Regions from separate parts of the Homo sapiens genome. Here region 2 is linked to region 1. The links are chromatin contacts, found by Hi-C or POLR2A ChIA-PET in ENCODE. All regions are on one chromosome and are shown on one strand. Each heading gives the region's core, a stretch centred on a gene start or an enhancer-like site at or near the end of the contact. The rest is flanking DNA. Distances are from core to core; before and after follow the strand shown. Region 1 overlaps LINC02941 (long intergenic non-protein coding RNA 2941). Region 2 has its middle 28 kb from the start of FILNC1.

Region 1 (6,585 bases), core at 1,707-4,206:
TAAGAATTTTTTAATAAAAATTCAAATGTTGATAAAAGACATTATTTTGGAACTCTTTAGGAGCATAGACATTTCATGTGCTACTTAATCCTTCTATGTGCAGTTCTCTTTTGCTATTTTATCCTGATAAACAAAGACTGCATCATGATCTGGTAAGAGCATGTAAAGAATCACTCAAACCCAAAGACCTCAACTGTGTTACTTCCTAATTCAATGGATTTGGATTTTTCTGAGCCATAGTTTACTTAGCAATATACACTGGACATTAATATCTATTTTAGAGTAGTTGTGAGATTAAGTAACTAGCAGCCATAACACATATGGCACAAAATAGAAACTAAAGTTTACAGTGACTTTCCTTTTCTTCAAAATACCCACAAAATTGTATTGCCTGTAATGCCTTTTAGTACTTTGGGCTTTAGGAACTATTTCTTATTCCTGTCTCTTGTTCATTCTCTTCTATCTTTAATTTCTCTTTAACTGTTAAGCAAGTATTAATATAACAAATGGTATGAAACCATTTTAAGAAAAGCCTACTTACAAATATGTAATTAGAAGTTCATAAATTAAGGTGTGATGAATTTCATAAAATGAGTCACAGAATTATTAAATACTGGACCTGAGAGAAACCTGAGAAATAGCTGGTCCAATCCTCTGGTTTTGCAGAAGAGGAAACCACAACCAGAGAAGTTAATTGATTTGCTTAGGGGCATATAGTTGCAATTTTTTAATGTAAAGCACTCTTGTGCACTTCAAATAATTACACTTTTAAAATTTTACTTTCATACTGTGTTTAAAAAAACTAATATTAAATAATCTATTTTATGAACAATTACATAAAGTTGAAGATGATTATTTTTATATGTGTGGGGTTTTGTACACGAGGCATGGTTTTATCTTCACAATCATTTCTCAACTACACTGTAGTTTTGTGTGTGCATCATACTTCACAAGCACACAAAGTTTAGCTCTACTCTGGGGTTTTTGAATGGCTGTTCTAGGTGGAGATCCTGGAACACATCTGCATCTTAACAAGATTCAACATCTGAACCTGTAAAACTTTAGACAGAATTCAACCTGATACCATTAAGGAAAGAACCACCAGAATAGATATTTCAACATCTTAATGAGTCTAGAATTGAAGCAAGCCTTGTAGAAGGGAAAATCCTCCCCAATTAAACCTAGTCTTTGAAAAGGTGGTTAGATATTTCAGAAGATGAAAATAGCATCCATAATAAGTTATCTGAATTTAGGCAAGAATTAGGAAGAAAAAACAATTCTCAGTTCTTCTTCCTAAATTTGTCTCTCCCATCTTCCCCATAAGGAGCCCCGCTCTTCCCACAGGGACCAAGGTAACTATTTGATAATTCCTTCTTTGCAGCTATTTCCTGATGAGCTAGATGGAGAATTCACAGATTAATGCCAACCTCTTCAAATAACTGTATATGATGAAAAGGAAACACTGGCATGGTTTGTCCATGTGGCAGGTTTTTAATATTTATTCAAAAAATATATACTGGAAGGAGAAAACAGATATGGGAAACTAAGATGTATCATTCATATAAGAATACAATTTTGTCTATTAATGACCACAGTGTGTGATATTTAATTGGTCTTCAGAATAATTGCATATCAAACCATCTAAATCTGATAACATGTTTGGTCAATAATGATCTCCACATAGGTTATTGAATTTTTGCCCAGCTGGCACTGGTTGAGGCCCAGGGAAGCTCTAAGTTTAAAAGAACTTGAGGAACAAAAAAGAATAAAAATTAGGTACAAGCCTTTTAAAATTTATGTTGATCCCAAGTTCACTATTTTGCCATTTGGGTAACAGTTATATATTTTGTGGAGCTCCCATGATATCTTAGACATAAACCCACACGAAGTAGATATTCAGTATCTATGACTTAGGGGATTGGCTGATCTATTTCATCTCTTTCCTTCTAATGGTTGTTCAATAAGTCATACAGTAACTACTGTAGTTGCTGTATTGAAGTAGTCAAGTGAAAAAGAATATTTTTTTCTCCCTTGAACAGTATTTTCTGCTAACACAGCACACTTGTAAAAGCCCTTGAATATTTCAGCATAGGCATCAGATAAACATATAAATAACTAGATAAATAACTGACAAAATGCTGCAAATTATTTGGCGATAAATATAAGCACACCACAAATTACAAGGTTAATGCTTAACATCTTTTAGAAAATGCTTCTAAACTAAGGCTGTATTGTTAACATGAGATTACGGAAAAGGATTTTGTAATACTTAAAAGTTCTTGGACTGTTGGACAGTGAGTATTTTCTAATTGCTGAGCAAAAATAACAATATGGCATGATTCAATTCTGTAAGATTGAATGATTAAAAAAATCAAAATCAAAGGCTCTTCTGTTTGTACTATGAAGCATTTGGAGTTAAATTGTAAATAAGGACTGGAAAGAACGCATACAATTTAAGTAGCAGTCAGGACCAGTGGAGTATAATTTTTGGAATGCTTAAAATGATTATGAGATTGAGTAAGAAAATCGTAATGCCCAATTTTCTCTGAAAAAAAAAAAGTTATAGATGCCCTAAACAAGACACCAATGGTTGATAAAAAGGCAAAAATAAAAAATTTGGTCCCTGAATGATGACAAGTCAATGCAAATAGTGTGCTTTCCATTGGAAGCACAATTCCATATGTTCGTAGGCCAGCTCTGTCAGGCCCATTGGCAGGCCGTCCTGCTGTGCTCATCCTCAGTATGACACTCACCAGGCAGAGATGATGATGTATAGAAGCCAGGAAAATTTCCACTACGTGTCATGATCATGAGAGGCATAGCCTAGCTGCTGCTGAATGGTGGCAGCAGAAAATTCAGTCAACATATTTTAACCTTCAGAGTTATTCAGGCACATTCTGATCTCACCAAATGAGCTGATAAGAGTGAAGTACAAACTTGGCGTCAAACAGCTGTTTCCAAACAACCAATGGGAGGCAAGGCAAAGGAGTGCTTTCTTTCCGTTTTTAGGTACAGTCAGTGCTTTTCAAGGCTAAAACTTCAACAACAGTTTTTCCATTGCATAAAACAAAAACAGCTAACCTTTTAAATGTATAGGAACACAGTGGGGTAATAAAAATAAAAGGAAGAAGAGAAGAAGAAAAAGAATAAATGGAAGAATAACTTAAATGTTATAGGGTAAAACCAGCCAGGTTCTAAAGACAAAGCACTCTATGAACATTAGATTATGCAGTTGATTCGACCCTAATTCAAGTCAAGCTGGTTCAAATGTTTCACTTGAAATTTTTTTGTCCTTTTTTGCTTGTTGCTTATCCTGAAATCTGATCTACTTGTAGGTTTAATGCAGGGGACGGGCAAAAATCTGACCTATCCTTAGTATTGTAAGGGATTGCACTAAATGTGGGAGTAAGAGCAATAATTCCACAGCTTCCTTCTTGGAAACAGGCCCAGCTTGAAGAAATAAAAATAGAAGTGTCTGAATGCAACTAAAAAGCTCAGCCACATGGAATTTAAATGCCAATTCCCTTTAGCCTTTTTTTTTTATTTTTTTAGTCATCAAAATTCCTAAGCCCACAAATTCAAAAACTCTTACAGTCCAGCATCTTTTCTGGTAACCCATCACTTGAAGTCACATTGATCCAAAATGACTGCATATTGAATAGCTTCAACCCAGCTGTCCTCATACTTTTAAAAAATTATTAAGTTTAAAATGTAGATAAATAAATACATATGCCAAAGGGCACTAGAGTTCCAGGACAGGACTCGTTTAGTTGATGTTCATCCTTATGATTCCAGAATACACTTATATTAAGTTTTTTACGTTCTAAAAAAACACATTTTAAATTGAAACAAAAAAATTCCTAATATTTTTGCCAACCTCTGTTTCTAATTTGCCCAAGGGCCCTGTTTAGCATATTTGCAGTATCATATATTCAAAGTGGAAGAACGGGAAACAAAAAACAGATTTAGGAAACCAAGATTTACCACTAGTATGAGATGATAATTTGGTGTATCTCATGATGACTACATACATTAATTGTTTTTATGAGTGCTTCCATATTTTAAATTGTCTTCTGGATGGTAGATATATCAACATTCTCGGAAAAATTGAATTTCTCTGTCACTCTGCTGTTCATTGATCTTTTGTCTGCATGTGGTCTTTTTGAAATTAAGTGAAACTCTTTGTTTAAAAGAGATACTTAGGGTGCAAAGAGGAATAAGAATCTGGCCTAGGCCATTTAAACCCATGTTTATCCAGTATTCATCATTTTCTCCTCTAACATATGAACGTAGTTTCCAAAACCACAAATCTCACAAGTGTTTAGATCCAGACTTGTAAACAGGTTTGATTTCCTTTTACTGAGCGTCTTCCTTCCTCTTCTCTTATTGCATTCAGCTGGCTCTAATTCCTTCTGGTGTACTTAAAGAAATGAAATATTTTGTCTGAATTAAGAATAATCATGTGTTTGAGAAGATCAATCCTGAAACAATAGAAAAGTGAATTGTTTCCAATGGATCTGTTTACAATGACTGAGCAACTAGGATTTGGATGAATAAATAAAAAGACCAGTAATTTTATTGAGTTATATTGTTCAATTTCAATTGTGTCTCTTAACATAAACAGCTTAGTGATTGATGTATTATTGAATATTCGTGGAGTGTGCCTGTAATGAATATGTTTATGAGTGACCCTCTGAGAGTAAATCAATGTTAGAAAGAGACCTCTGTTTTTTAGGAGTTTAGATGATTGCAAATCAAACTTTCAAATGTCCAGATTTTAACACCTAGTACTTTGAAATTTAGAGGGAAAATTAAAAGTACCCAAAAAGCAAACGAGCCAGTGAATTATGGGAAAGAAAAAAAGAAAACATTTTTTTTTTCTTTTTTCAGACAGTGTCTTGCTTTGTCACCCAGGCTGGAGTGCAGTAGTACAATCACAGCTCTCTGCAGCCTCGTGCTCCTAGGCTCAATCTGTCCTCCCACCTCAGCAGCTGGGACTACAGGCATGCAGGACCACACCCAGTTGATTTTATTGTTTTTGTTATTGTTGTTGTTTTGTTTTTGTTTTTATTTTTTCGTAGAGATGGGGTCTCACTCTGTTGCCCTGGTGTGTCTTGAATTTCTGGCCTCAAGAGAGCCTCCTACCTCAGCCTCCCAAAGTGTTGGGATTACATGTGTGAGCCACCACATCCAGCCAGAATTCTTATTAACCTTTTTCAGTATCTGAGGCCATTATTTGGAAGCATCCTTAAGAAAATGACCAAAACATCACCATGACAGAGTCAAACACACTAGTGTCTTAAACAAATCATGCTCTTTTCTTTTAAAATTATGCAACTATTAATAGGCATGTAATTCTACTTATTATTCTCCCTAGTGGATAATTTATCTCTGTGAAAATGCTCCTCCTAGTAAGGTATTGAACTACATTTTGTCTTGAGCTTCATAGATGTCCAAGTATCTGAATTGATTGATGAGGCAAGGATATTCAATTGCAGAATCCCTCACTTCTATACAATTCATGATCTCCCTCAATTACTCTATTTTCTAAATGCTTATGACCTGGTCCAAGGAACTCGTAAGTCTTAGAAACGTATCTTCCACCATTCTTGGAATCGCTGCCCACAAAAATCATACACAAATGGGATGCTTCAATAATTTCTAAGTGGGGGAATGCCTAGGAAATGCAATAGACTGTTATCCTCAATCAGGAGGATATACAATCTGTTGATACAGCCTGGGGTTAGACAAGTAATGTCTCTATGACAAGGTGCTAAACTATGCTCTATCTTCCAATAGTACCTCTTCCTTCTCACATCTTCCAACTGGTATCTCTTCCCAGATTCTCTACTTATTCTCTTTTTTTCTATATACCCATATATACAGAAATATCTTTCAATCATATGTGTACAACTCCAAAATTCTTATTTCAAGATTAAATTATTTCTCAAGCTTATTCCTGTCTTACGTTTTCAACTGCCTGCTACTTTCCCCCCAAAATCCACATTCTGTTAAACCAGATGTCCTTCCTGACTTCTTTATTTCTATGTATGTGCCAAAATTCCCCTAGTCAGCTTAAAATTCAGTCATCTTTTTCCATTTCCTGTCTTCATCAATTCACTACTATCACCTTACATTTACATTTTGCTCCACAATTTTCAAACTGTTTCTATCTATATATTTTTATTTAATTGTAATAAATATGTGAAGTATGGGGAAATAATGCCTAGGTACTTGCTAATAGTAGTCCAGTTCATGAACCAGTAGCATGGCTGTCACCTGCGAGACTTTCAGAAATACAGAAGCTCAGCCTCCATCCCAGACCAACTGAATCAGAATCTGCAATTTAACAAGATCCCTGAGCAAATGATACATTATGGTGTTTTAAGTATTAATCTATTACTTGGAAAAGGTAATAGATTTGCTTAAGATATCACAGGCAGTAAGTGGAAGAACCAAAATCGAAAACAAAATATTCTAGCTTTCCAAGCCCAAATACAACGTTATTACAGGTGTGGTCCTCAGACCAGCAGCATCGGCATCATCTTGGGAGCTGGCTTAGTAAAATACAAATGCTTGGGGCTT
Region 2 (6,585 bases), core at 1,733-4,232, 340 kb after region 1:
AAAATTCCTGCTGACCTGCAAAATCTGGACCAAGTGACTAGGTTCATTACTGAAAATGCATAAACTCATTATATTGACATCTTGATTTCCAAGATGCATTAAGTGAGAAAACTGCAAATTGGCACCTTCGTGAAAGAAAATTATCACATTAACTTCTGTGTAGAAAGAAGGGGAAATAACATGTAATAAGTATGTGTGTGCATTTCTGCTAAGTGGAAACATTGAAAGAATAAACCAGAAATTGCTAATAGCGATGTCTGAATTCATCCTTCATAAAGGATAAGGTCCTCTTTAACCATGCATATAAGTGATATAGAGGTTTATACACTGGAATCATTTATTGTTTAAGACTGTAATTCAATGTGAACCAAACCACTAGGTGACTCAGTTAAATTTATTTAAAAATCCACTTTACAAGAAAGAGAGGAGGAGAAAGCCAGGGAAAACAGAATTTGCTTTGTGCCAAGCACCAAGTTAAACACTTCATATCCATGAATTATTGTGATCTTCACAGTCCTGCAAGGCAGTTACCATTTTGCAAATGAAAAAACTGGAGGTCAAGGGCCAAGCAGTTAGTAAGTGAAGAAGTGGAATTCAAACTCCCCTAGGAGTTGCAAGCCCTTCATTCTTTCAGTCACACAGTGTGGCCTCTGTATATTGCCAAGTTTGGTACTTGACACAGAACGGATATGCCCGACTTCTACTTCATCATTACATTTATTGATAAAAACATTCAACAGTTCCAGCCCAGTACTAAGTCTTGTTGCAAACCAATAGAGACCCCCTGACACTGGACACAAATTGTCTTATGGTGGTTCTTGGTTATAGGTCTTCAGCCAGTTATTAATTCACATAAACTCACCATATTTTATTTCCATGTATTTCTATATGTATAACCCAATACTCCATTAAATTCTGCACTGAAGACTATAAAAATGCAACTAATTTACTTTGGCATGAATTGTTTTAATAAGTCAATGCTGATTTCTAATTATCACCACTTTCTATGTTCAATACTCACAGTCATGAAAACAAGCTGATAAGCTCAATACAATTTTCTAGAAAGTTTTTAAAAAATTGTATTAAGATCACTAGCTTCTTTTTTTTCTGCAGTCTACTTAAAAAAAACTGGAGCAATATTAACTTATATCTATTTTTCTAGGGTAAGGGGGAGACATTCCCCATTTTCCATAGCTTTCCATATTTTGGAGAACGAAACAGATTTTGCAAACCAAATATACAAAATTCCTATGTTATAAAAATGAAATTTTCTGTTTAGATACTTAACATGAGTTAAAGAAAGTGAATGTTTTCCTACCATAACATTACCAATCTTGGGCTTCAATTCCATCATACTGGTGATGTGAAGATCCTGGATAGAGAAGATTTATAAATACAGTCAATAATTATACATTCTCTGTGATATATTTTTAAGGTAACACTATCTGTGCCAGGACCAGGTCTCCATTACTGTACTTTCTCTGAATATTGCTTTTAAAATCATTTTTGTGTTAATCAGTATTTTTCACAAGACTCAGATCATTTCTAGCTTTATACTTGTTAAGAGCTTTGAGGTATTTTTGTTGTCATTTTTATTGGTCTGTGATAATGTGTCCTTCCTCCCGTCTTATTTATACACCCTTTTGAACTCTGGCATCAAGGATAAGTGAAGTCATACAAGTGAAAATATTTCTGGAAGCCAATGTTATTAGAGCCTTAAATTTAAGTGACATGGTCCGATCGGTAGAAGAACTTAGGGTTTGAAAATATTATAAAACATCGTAACATTAGCACATCCTTCTCTGCTTCCCTTCCTCCTGTTTTTCATTCCCTGTAATTCATGAATGATGACATTAAGAATTAATCTTCTAAACAGAGCCTATTAACCGAAATATTACAGTTGGAAGAGGGTATCTCTGTTTCTATAACCTAGACACTCACTCATCAGATGTTTGTAGACAGGGTCACTTTTATAATTGTCAGTTGGAAAGTCGGCATGCCTTTTTCAGAGGTGGACTAATTTGTTTTGAAAACCAGATTTTGGAAGAGTCAAACTATAGGGCAGAAGCGAATCATTTGCAGGGCTGGGAATATTATTTTCTCCCCTGGGACCACTTTTATTTGCTTGTCCTACATCTTCTTGAGTGTCATATGGGATTCAGTTCATCTTTCTTCTCTTGTGAAGAATCTATGTTGAAATTTCAGTATAAAGGGAGATCAGTAGGAATTCAGTTGCTTTAAACCCAGAAAGCCATTGATTTGCTTATTTAATCTTGTTCAGATCAGTGTTTTTTAGAAAACAAAACTAATAGTAAAAAGAGTTTCAAGAGGATATTTTTCCTAGACCAGATTTAAATGAAAAAAACTCTTTTTTATTATTCTTAAAAGACAATCCTCTTTGCCATACTGCATCCAAGAAGCCACAATTTCTTCCTCAGCTAAGACATCGTCATATCTGCTTTGACTTGTCTTACAACGAAGCAAGTATTTGCAAAAGGATTAAGAGTATTCAAGACATTGTAAGAAGCATGAGCAGCTCTCCCATCACAGGCATTGACTTTGACACCCAGTTCCCTGGACTGTGCTATTATAAGTGGTGCCTTTTTCAAAGCCCTTTTCCATATCCATGCACAGGTGGAGAGGGAGTTAGGGTCTACTGTCATTTCCATTTCCTGCTCCCTGAGAAGCCTCTCCTTCTATCTTTTAGTCTCAGATTGAAATAGAAGACTCCCAAGTAGTAAAAAGCTCATTAGCAGAGAAAATTTCTATTTCCAAGACAGAATCTGTTTATTTCATGAGAGAAGAAATTGATGGTAGTTAATGTCTAATGGAGGAAATTGTCCTTTGGACTGGGCTACACCAAGGCTACTATAGGAATGAATCATACACCGGACTCCTACTTTTTTATATCTGCATACCTTTACAATGTGTTGCCTTTTCCTGACTAAGCAGATTGCTCAATGTTAACAATGTGAAGGAATGAAAACAAAAATCTATCCAAGGACAACAAGTGCCTTGTAGCAAGTTTGTATTACCAATGCCCAACAATGGGTACTGAATGGCTAGCACATAATATGTTTGTGAAATTAATTCCTTTTTTGATTTATTTAGTTTCTACAGACAAGAAATGAGGGGGCATTGACAAGGCCTCTTGAAAAGTAAGGCACCAAGAAAATAAGATTACCTTCTGCCACTTAAACTCAAAAAAAAGCAAAATAGGTCAAAACAAACAAACTTGAATTCCCCAATGGCTCACAGCCTTGCAAATCTAGTGCTAGCTCTCTCACACATTATATAATTTTAAAGAATTTGTATAACTTCCTTGAGACTTTCTTTTTCCATGTGTAAAATTAAGAGGTTAATCTAAAATATCTTTAAGCTCCTTCTCAATTCAAGCATACCATGTATCCAAAGCAGCTCCCATAAATGTCTTGACAAGTATTGTCCAACAGTAATTTTTCTGGGGAGTCTCTCCCTTTGAAGAGAATACATATAGGAGGCCAACAATTTCAGGGTGTCATACATTTCAGAGTACTATACTTCCCACCTCATGGGCTCAGTAATCTTTTCTACTATTCCATTTATATGCCTGCCCTCCCCTTCTAAGCATTTGGTTCTTTTTATGAATCAATTGAAGAGTTCAGAGGGGTAAAGTAACCTGTCCAAAGTCATACAAAGTACCTAGGGATGAGGTCTAGATTTTTGTTTTGTTTTCTTTCCCAAGTTTCTCCTTGTGTTAAATGTGACCTTATTAAATGGTGTCATATTTATCACCATGACAAGACTTTTTGGGTTCCTGCTGGGCACACAGTAAGTTACCAGACCCCATGAGAATTTATGTGGCTTACAAAAGGCATGACTCCCACACATGAGCTTTCAATCTAAAATAATCCCATCTGTTCGACCTTTTGAGTACAGTATGTAAACATCTCTTTGTCCTTCACTAAGTAAATAGTACCACTATATTTCAATTTAAATAGTCTTTACAGATGAAGAAACAGAGTTTCAAAAGAAGTCAATTAATTTGTCCAAAACCATATGTCTAGAAATTACTAAGACTAGCACTAGAATGCAAGGTCTTCTTTCTTCTTGTTCAATTTATTTTGACCTAAACTATTTTACTTCTGAGCTGCATGGTACAGGGAAAAAAAATCAAAATCCTGTACAACTCAAAACCTTTTCTCTTATACATTAAAAACAGACTTCCCAAGTCTCAGAGATAACAGAGCCATTTTAAATCTAGCACAGTGAGTATCACAATCTCTCCTGGATAAAACAAACGGTAGACTTCAATCATTAACGAGCATCTTCTATGGTTAGGCAAAGAAAAAGCTAGGATCCCTGAGGATCACAAGACAGGGTAAGCCATGAGCCCTGCCCTCCATTTGGAGAGACAATGCAAATGGACTTTTAAAAGGACAACTTGTAGTGTAAGATAGTAAGTGAATAGAAAGTGGCAACTCTCCAGACTCACTAACACACATATTTATTATGTTCTATATTTAAGTTACTGAGTGTAACAATGACTGCTGAACTTCTTTTAACAGTGTTAAGTAATCCCTAAGAGAAGACTGAAGAAAGAACCAAACCGAGGCAGGCAGATCACTTGAGGTCAGGAGCTCGAGACCAGCCTGGCCAACATAGAGAAACCCTGTCTCTACTGAAAATAAAAAAATTACCTGGGTGTAGTGGTGGGTGCATCCCAGCTAGTCAGGAAGCTGAGGCAGGAGAATTGCTTGAGCCCAGGAGGTGGAGGTTGCAGTGAGCCAAGATCACACCACTGCACTCCAGCCTGGGCAACAGAACGAGACTCCATCTCAAAAAAAAAAAAAAATTCTTGACAAAGGAGCATTATATAGTGTTCCATGGGTCTGCGCATGCACATGTGCATTTGCTCCCTCTTCTCACTATCACTGCTATTAATTAAATTACTTATCCTGTCAAGGATGCCAATATAGTAGCAGAATTGCCCAAACAGCACCTCATTATAGATGAGAAGGACCTTATTGGATTCTGCTATGGTTTGAATGTGTCTTCCAAATTTTATATATTGGAAACTTAAGCCTGAAATTTATTATGCTGATTGGAGGTGGAGACTTTGGGACGTATTTAGGACTAGATGAGGTCATCAGAGTGGGCCCCCCAGGATGGGACTGGTGGCTTTATAAGAAGAGAGACCTGAACTGACACACACGCTCTTGTTCTCTAGCCATGTGATGTCTTGATACAGCAAGAAGACCCTCACTAAATGTGGCCACCTTACCTTGCACTTTCTAGGCTCCAGAATCATGAGCTAAATAAACCTCTATCCTTTATAAATTACCCAGTCTGTGGTGTTCTGTTATAGCAACAGAAAATGGACTATGACAGATACTTAGTCCACACTTCTGCCTTTCCTTCAAACAGAATTATTTCCCTAACATCCCTCACATAGGTGCTGAGCCTCTGTTTGCATATTTCTATTGGAAGGAGGGTTATTCTTTCTCGAGCTACCACATTCCACTTGAGAAGCTAACTCTAACTATTAAAACATTTTTCCTTATGTATCAGAATTCTAAATTTTAGGACATGTGCTATGACAACCCTAGGATTCAGATGTGTCTCTCAAGCCAGTGGAAGTAGTAGAGTCAGGCTAACCCATGGAAGAGAGATTCAGGAAACAAAGGTTTGACTCAAAGACAATAAGATGGTGTCAGAGGGTGGGGCCAATTTGAATACACCACATCACATTGTCAGTTTTTCATATATTCCTCTAGCCGCCAGGCACTCAATACTGAGTTCTTTGACACAACATGTACACTGAAGAGAAGAAACAATAACGCAAATCTCTACATAAGATGTTAGGATCACAGGTTAATCCTAATCTACTGTATACAGCTTATATTGGGGTTTAGACACAAGTCGACTACAGGCAGCATATCAGGGCTAGAATTCTTCTTTGAGTAGACAGCAGGAGTAGCCTACAGCTGCATTTGGAAAGAAGGAAGTATGTCATGAAGTGGCTCTAGGTTTTTGATCAATCAGTGGCCTCAACCAATGATATTGCCACAGTGAATCAGAACTAGAGAGGAGACACATGCTGGACAGAACACAGAGAGTAGCTGAGAAGCCTCTTCCAAACATGAAACTTTGTCCAGAGGATTCTCAAAGCTATCTGAAATGAATCTGAGAAGATGAGACATTCTCAAGAGTAAGAGGGAGCTGAAGTAGGAAAATGTTTCACCACTGCATTCCAGCCAGGGCAACAGAGTGAGACCTCGTCTCTAAGAAAAAAGAGAAAGGAAGAAGAAGGAAGAAGGAAGGAAGGAAGGAAGGAAGGAAGGAAGGAAGGAAGGAAGGAAGGGATAAAGAAAGGAAAGCAAAGAAAGGAAAAGAAAAGAAAAGCCTTTGATTTAATATTTATATCCATCCACTGATCTGGGTGCTGTCTTCTGAAGAAAACAGTCTTTGTGGGCTGCTTCTTCCTCCCTAGAGTAGCTCCTCAGAGGTTGGAAAGCACGTATTAGGAACGCCACTGAATCTTCATCTTGACCTCAGGTAGCCTAGTGTCCAATTTCCTCCCCAGCCTATTCTTCATCCTCTGGG

Evidence for each region. A loop is a pair of places that touch in the nucleus more often than their neighbours do. ChIA-PET counts read pairs that join two places held with the same protein, here RNA polymerase II (POLR2A). Pooled maps may share reads with other maps.
Region 2: a loop to region 1 is called in a pooled map of ovary, with 2.2 times the contacts of the local background. The contact joins two enhancer-like sites. A Hi-C loop is called at or near these places in 1 of 168 maps with a recorded cell type or tissue (chondrocyte) and 1 of 50 pooled maps. POLR2A ChIA-PET finds 5 or more read pairs at or near these places in 1 of 52 experiments (AG04450).

Annotation. Positions count from the first base shown.
Region 1 is chr6:140,075,767-140,082,351 of GRCh38, reverse strand. All of the region lies in intron 1 of LINC02941 (long intergenic non-protein coding RNA 2941), which reads right to left. The region is part of intron 2 of LOC107986652 (a long non-coding RNA gene); the gene reads left to right. Among named protein-coding and RNA genes, the nearest start is that of LINC02941, 100 kb to the right of the region's middle. Within about 2 kb of position 2,956, at least 8 of the 41 ENCODE cell types and tissues checked have a DNase peak (open chromatin) inside an H3K27ac peak, as active enhancers do.
Region 2 is chr6:139,740,173-139,746,757 of GRCh38, reverse strand. No RefSeq gene overlaps it. Among named protein-coding and RNA genes, the nearest start is that of FILNC1, 28 kb to the left of the region's middle. Within about 2 kb of position 2,982, at least 2 of the 41 ENCODE cell types and tissues checked have a DNase peak (open chromatin) inside an H3K27ac peak, as active enhancers do.